Regions from separate parts of the Homo sapiens genome. Here region 2 is linked to region 1. Evidence: chromatin contacts called from ENCODE Hi-C or POLR2A ChIA-PET data. All regions are on one chromosome and are shown on one strand. Each heading gives the region's core, a stretch centred on a gene start or an enhancer-like site at or near the end of the contact. The rest is flanking DNA. Distances are from core to core; before and after follow the strand shown.

Region 1 (3,193 bases), core at 507-3,006:
CTACTAATAGTAATACTACTCATTATTAGGCAGAAATCCTGTAACAGCTACTTTCTCTTAGTCATGTTTGCCTTAGTCCTTAGAATGCTTTAATATGCCAGTCTCCTTTCTAAGAGTCCTCTGCTTAAAATCTCTCTTGTTCTCTCCTTTCTGCCTGGCTCCCTCCTCTTCATCTTTCACATACCTCTTAAATGTCACTTTCTCAGGGAAGTCTTCCTAAACTCTAGTCCAAATTAGGGTTCCTATTTTCCTCTTTCAGACCAGGGGTCAGTGAATGTTTTCTATAAGGGGTCCAGTAGTAAATGTTTTAGACTTTGCAGGCCATATAGGCAACTACTCAAGTCTGATGTAGTCTAAAAGCAGCCATAGATGATATGTAAATGAATGTGTGGGCTGAGTTCCAGTAAAACTTTATTTACAAAAACAGGTGGTGGGCCAGTTGTAGTTTAACGAACCCGTTTTAGGGCACTCTTTACTTTTTCTGCACAGTATGATTACATGATGATCAATCTCCCTCTGGACTGAAGCTTCTTAAAGGTAAGACCCAAGGCTGTCTGCGCTGACTCATGCCTGTAATCCCAGCACTTCGGGAGGCCAAGGCGGGTGGATCACTTGAGGTCAGGAGTTCAACACCAGCCTGGTCAACATGGTGAAACCCTGTCTTTACCGAAAATACAAAAATTAGCCAGGCATGGTGGTGGGCACCTGTAATCCCAGCTACTCTGGAGGCTGAGGCAGGAGAATCACTTGAACCCGGGAGGCGGAGGTTGCGATGAGCCAAGATTGTGCCATTGCACTCCAGCCTGGGCAACAAGAGCGAAACTCCGTCTCAAAAAACAAACAAACAAACAAAAATCAGAATTCACCACTATAAACTTCATCCCTTTAACCAAAAACCACTTGTACCCCAAAAGCTATTGGAATTTTTTTTTAATTAATAAATTGTGAATAAACAAAATACCATCCCCCGTGGCCTGTGGCCTTTATCCTTCCTCCCCTCTCTCCTAAATCTAGCTCCTTCTGGACTTACCTGTCCTCCCAAGCTTGGGCCACTCAACTTGTAATGTCTGCCCTTGGTCAGGCAGTTTTTGTGCTGGATTGGAAGTTGCGTTGCCTTCTTCTCTCATTAAAACATGGCCAGGCGCGGTGGCTCACGCCTGTAATCTCAGCACTTTGGGAGGCCGAGGTGGGTGGATCACTTGAGGTCAGGAGTTCGAGACCAGCCTGACCAACGTGGTGAAACCCCATCTCTACTAAATACAAAAAATTAGCCTGGCGTGGTGGCACATGCCTGTAATCCCAGCTACTTGGGAGGCTGAGGCAGGAGAATCACTTGAGCCTTGGAGGCTGAGGTTGCAGTGAGCCGAGATCGTGCCATTGCACTCTAATAACACAATCATGGGAGTGAAGTTCTGTCATTATAAGAGGTGAGCTCAGCTTAAGAGCATGATAACATCCACATTACAGGGAGGAACAGTGGACATGTCAAATTCTCATTGCTGTGATTTGGGGCAAGAAAAAATAACAGGCACCACCTAGCAACCCTACCCCAAGCATCTCAAGATGTGGTAATTTCTTTTATACAAAACAAGTTTGTTTTGTTCAACCACGTTTAAGCCTATAGGTGTGATCCTTGTTTTTATAGGCAGCTAATTTCAAAGTGACATTTTGGGATGGGTTAATTTCACTTGTATTTTTCTTGCTTTTTGAATGCCTTACAGTTGAGGCTGTCAGCACTCGGCCTCCACCACAGCCAAGAGTCAGACAGAATGTGGAACCACCCACCAAGTGGGCCAATGACAATGGGCTCTACGTTTCTGTCCCTTCTCATTTCCTGCTGTAAACTTTCAGGGAGTCAGTGAACTCAAGCGTTTCTGTCAGATATAGAAACATTTCCCATGGTTGGAAAGTTAAAGGCTAGTTTAGGTTACAGGCAGTTTGTCTGCTGGAAAATACATAGTTTTCAGACACTTCCTTTTCTGGTAATAAACAAAAACAAAATCAGGAAACTGTTTCCAGGAGGTTGAACGTGTGGTTCTCATCTGCTCGGCCTCATGCGGTGTTCAAGTCCCAGGAAGTGGTTGACGTAGGTGGGGCAGCCATATTGCAGCCAGGCCCAGGCTGCAGGAAGGAATTGACTATATAGGTCAGGATCCACTTGCGGAAAGCAGAAATGATTCCAGCTGGTTTAAGCACAGGGTGATGAGAATTTCAAGTGCTGACACTGACAATGAAAGGCGGGGAAGGAGACTCACTCCATGCTGAGGTTCCAGGCATGATCTTCAAGGTGATCTGGGGGAGACCAGGTGTGGTGCCTCATGCCTGTAATCCCAACACTATGGGAGGCTGAAGAGGGCAGATCATCTGAGGTCAGGAGTTCAATACCATCCTGGCCAACATGGTGAAACTCCGTCTCTACTAAAAATACAAAAATTAGCCAGGCATGGTGGCATGTGCCTTCAATCCCAGCTACTCTGGAGGCTGAGGCAGGAGAATCGCTTGCACCTGGGAGGTGGAGGTTGCAATGAGCCGAGATCACACCATTGCACTCTGGCCTGGGCAACAAGAGTGAAACTCCATCTGAAAAAAAAAAAAAAAAAAAAAAGGATGGTTTTAGGAGAGATTCTTCTTTTGCTAAAGCTAGGAACTTGAGGAATTATCAGAATGTGGGCAGTCACTAAAATGCTGCTGGCTTGTGGAATACACCTTCCCCCGATTCTAGGCTCATGAACTTGGGCCTGGTCCCTGGGACCTTTGCATCTGAGGTGGGGTGATTGATCCAGGCCCATCTTGAATGTCTTGATTGTATCTTTGCATTTGCGTTTTGTAAGTCAAGTCCAACGTGCGTGCTCTGGGCCATGCGTCTTCTGTCCATAGCCCGTTCTGTCCCCTACCCCTTGACCATGTTTCCAGGGTGAGTGTTCAGCTGCCCACTTTCTGGTCCCACCCAGAGACCACTGCCACCTGAGGAAGCGTGACATTAGATAGCAAATTTTAAAAATACCATGACAGGTCAATAAAGAGACCACAGAAGAAAGGGGAAAGTATTTCCTCCTGATTTTTGAACAAGGTGCCTGGCATTTTTGTATTGCACTGGGCTGTGAAAGCTGTGTAGCCAACTCTGAATGCATCTCATCGCTTCCTACTATGAGTAGCAGCTTCTGCCTTCCCTCCTTTCCAGGGCTAAGTCTCT
Region 2 (3,193 bases), core at 429-2,928, 41 kb after region 1:
CCTCAACCTCCTGGGCTCAAGCGATCCACCCACCTCTGCCTCCCCAGTAGCTGGGACCACAGGCACGCACCATCATGCCCAGCTAATTTTTATCTTTTTGGTGGAGATGGGGTCTCTCTATGTTGCCCAGGCTGGTCTCGAACTCCTGGGCTCAAGTCATCCTCCTATCTCTGCCTCCCAAAGTGCTGGGATTACAAGCGTCAGCCAACTTTCCCAGCCAGGAGTTACTCTTTTTAAAAGGTAGGCACAGGCCTTTGTGAGGGATGCCCTGACCCTTTTGCAGTGGTTTGACTCTTTGAGGCCGTGGTCCGTGGAGTTTGAAACCTGCACAGAAAGAATATTTCCCGAGTCTGGCACCACCTGGCTTTAGTCAGAGGGATCACCTGAGCTGCTCCAGTCCTCTCTCAGCGGCTCCTGGGGAATTGGGAGGGGGGCTGAGGCATGCTGGTGAGATTCAGGGTGCACTGGCATCAGCTCACAGGAGTTTTTTCTGTCTCTTGAAGAGTGACTTTCAGTCCCATCCTGGGTAAGAACAGCTGTTTTGCATGTTGCTGAGTAATTTCTTTGCAGGTCCTTGTGTCCTAGCATCGTCCTTTCTCACCTGCCTTTATTCTGTTTCACGCTGCACAGTATGGAGTGTGCAGTGATTCATTGGGGAGAGAAGAAAATAAAACCAAAAAGCCCATCTGCTTTGTCAGGAGACACCTCCAAACACAGATGCTCCCTCATCCTCCTACAGCAGCTGTTTTCAGCCACACCTCTGGGCTCAAGCCATCCTCCTGCCTCTGCCCCCAAGTGATCATCCTGTTGTCCCACCCATTGTCCCGTAAGCAGGAGTTCAACAGGGACAGAGCGCGGGGTGGGAGGTGGCTGGAATCATCCCATGGCTTAGTGGTGTGGGGACTAAGGAACTATTGTTCCCTCTCCAGCTGGAGCTGCACATCCATTTTCTGCTGTCAGATGCCATCCATGTAGGAGATGCTCCTTCCAGACAGCCCCCCAGAGCCGCCTGGCTGACCTTCCACTCCCGGGCTGAGTGTCACTACGAGTCTTGACTTTCTCGTCATGCTGGTGTTTCACAACCTTGTAGCTAGAGTCCGGTGCAGCTTTTCTTCCTGCCGGCCCATCAGCTTTCGCTTCTCTCTGCCGCTGGGAGGCAACATCTCGGGGTTCTCCAAGGGGAGGTCTCACCTTGAATGAGTCTGGCATTTTGAGGTCATGATGGTGGCCGGGATTCTGCCCATGTTCAGTGGGACTTGGGTGGCAGCACAAGCAGATGAGGCTTGGTTTTGTTCCATTCTTTGTTTAGTTGCTCACTCATTCCTTCATTTGGCAGATGCCATATACTGTGCTGGAAGAGAGGATGCAGCCGTGACCCAGACAGACAAAGTCTCTGTTTTGATGGGGCGTATGTTGGAGAGTGGAGGGGCAGGGACAGTGGATGATCAACAAGATAATTTTGGAAGCTGATAGGAGCTGTGGGGAACATGAGAGAGGTTGATGTGGGGTGTGGTGGAGGAGGAGAGTTTGGGGGCTCGGGAGGCCTTCCTGTGGGTGGCATAGTGAGAGCCTGGGTATACCTGCCCCGTGGCTGCCCAGGTCTGACCCGGAATCCGGTTGTGTTGGATGGTACCACTGAGAATCGTCATTTCCTGGGACTTCCCATCCGCTTTTCTTGAGAAAGTCACTGCCCTTTTAAGTTGCTTGTTTGTTTTAGTAAACGTAGTCAATGAAGCAGTGAGTCAGTGCAAAACTGTTCAGATGTCACCGATGGGAATAGGTTAGATACAAAGTTGTGTTCATTCACCAATGGCTTGTTGAGTACCCCCTAAGCCCACGGCGCAGTGCAGGAGCTCTTAGATTCAAAGAACTCTGGTCTGGGGGAGGGTGGAGGTGTGAGGATTCCTTTAGAAGAGAGAAGGGACCCACGCCATCTTGCTGGGGGGGAAGAGGCCCTCTGCCTTTCAGATCTATCGGTTCATGGCTTTGCAAATATCAGTATTTGCTAAAAATGAGGCCTACAGATTTTAATGTGGCAAAACGGATTTTATTTCTGAATGTTAACCAAGTTGAGGTTAGGAGTAATGATCTGCAGTGCGAAAAGGGGGTTTTTATCTTATAATGATTAATTCTTTTCTTCCTTCCCTTCTAAAAAAAATGTGATTCCTGATAAAACCTGATGTTTCACTTTATATTTAAATGATACTCCATTGAGCATTTTATTAGTAACAATTCAGTACTTAAATTGCATATTTCAGTTATAAGAGACAATTCACTAGGCTTGCAAGAAAACTATCCTATTTAAAGTAGGAGAAATCTCCCTCTTGATTACTGTGGAGGTTTCTTCATCTAGACATTTTAAACACTTTCCAAACAGTCCTTGCAGTTTTTCTTTTGTATTGTGGCAAAATACACATAACATACAATTTACCATCTTAGGCATTTTTAAGTATCCAGTTCAGTGGCATTAAGTACATTTCACATTGTTATATGATCCTTACCACCATCTGTCTGCAGAGCTCTTTTCATCTTATAAAATACCCTTGGAGGTTTTCCAGTTTCTCTTGCTAGCAGGTATGTTTTAGTTAAGGCAATATACCAGGTTTAGTTAAGGTGCTATACCAGGTATTTTACACATAATCTGATTGAATTCTCACCATAATCCTCTAAGGGGCATATTATATATGTGGTTTTTGTTTTGTTTTGTTGAGACGGTATTTTGCTTTGTCACCTGGGCTAGAGTGCGGTGGCACGATCATAGCTCACCGCAGCCTTGACCTCTGGGGCTCAAGCGATCCTCCCACCTCAGCTTCCTGAGGAGCTGAGACTACAGGTGTGTGCCACCACACCAGGCTATTTTTTGTATTTTTTGTAGTGACGCAGTCTCACTCTGTTGCCCAGGCTGGCCTCAAACTCCTGGGATCAAGCGTTTCTCCCACCTCAGCCTCCCAAAGTGCTGGGATTGTAGGCCTGAGCCACTGTGCCTGGCCTTATATGCAGTTTTCGCCAATGAGGAAACAGACTGAGAGGGGTTGAATAACTTGTTTGAAGTTATACAGCCAGCAGATGTCGGAATGGGCATTTGGACCCAGCTTCCTCCAAAGCTGAGGCTTTTTCTGTTGTTCCACAGTGATTTTCAGTTAGAAGTTTTGATTCTGGCATCTTGCCTTCTGTCAGTAACTGTTTTCAGCAC

Evidence for each region. A loop is a pair of places that touch in the nucleus more often than their neighbours do. ChIA-PET counts read pairs that join two places held with the same protein, here RNA polymerase II (POLR2A). Pooled maps may share reads with other maps.
Region 2: a loop to region 1 is called in a map of naive thymus-derived CD4-positive, alpha-beta T cell, with 7 times the contacts of the local background. The contact joins two enhancer-like sites. A Hi-C loop is called at or near these places in 2 of 168 maps with a recorded cell type or tissue (CD4-positive, alpha-beta T cell and naive thymus-derived CD4-positive, alpha-beta T cell), 6 of 37 single-sample maps with no recorded cell type and 14 of 50 pooled maps. POLR2A ChIA-PET finds 5 or more read pairs at or near these places in 12 of 52 experiments (A549, GM12878, PC-3 and 8 more).

What each region holds. Positions count from the first base shown.
Region 1 is chr10:12,592,760-12,595,952 of GRCh38, forward strand. All of the region lies in intron 2 of CAMK1D (calcium/calmodulin dependent protein kinase ID), which reads left to right. Among named protein-coding and RNA genes, the nearest start is that of MIR4480, 16 kb to the left of the region's middle. Within about 2 kb of position 1,757, at least 4 of the 41 ENCODE cell types and tissues checked have a DNase peak (open chromatin) inside an H3K27ac peak, as active enhancers do.
Region 2 is chr10:12,633,638-12,636,830 of GRCh38, forward strand. All of the region lies in intron 2 of CAMK1D (calcium/calmodulin dependent protein kinase ID), which reads left to right. Among named protein-coding and RNA genes, the nearest start is that of MIR4481, 18 kb to the right of the region's middle. Within about 2 kb of position 1,679, at least 2 of the 41 ENCODE cell types and tissues checked have a DNase peak (open chromatin) inside an H3K27ac peak, as active enhancers do.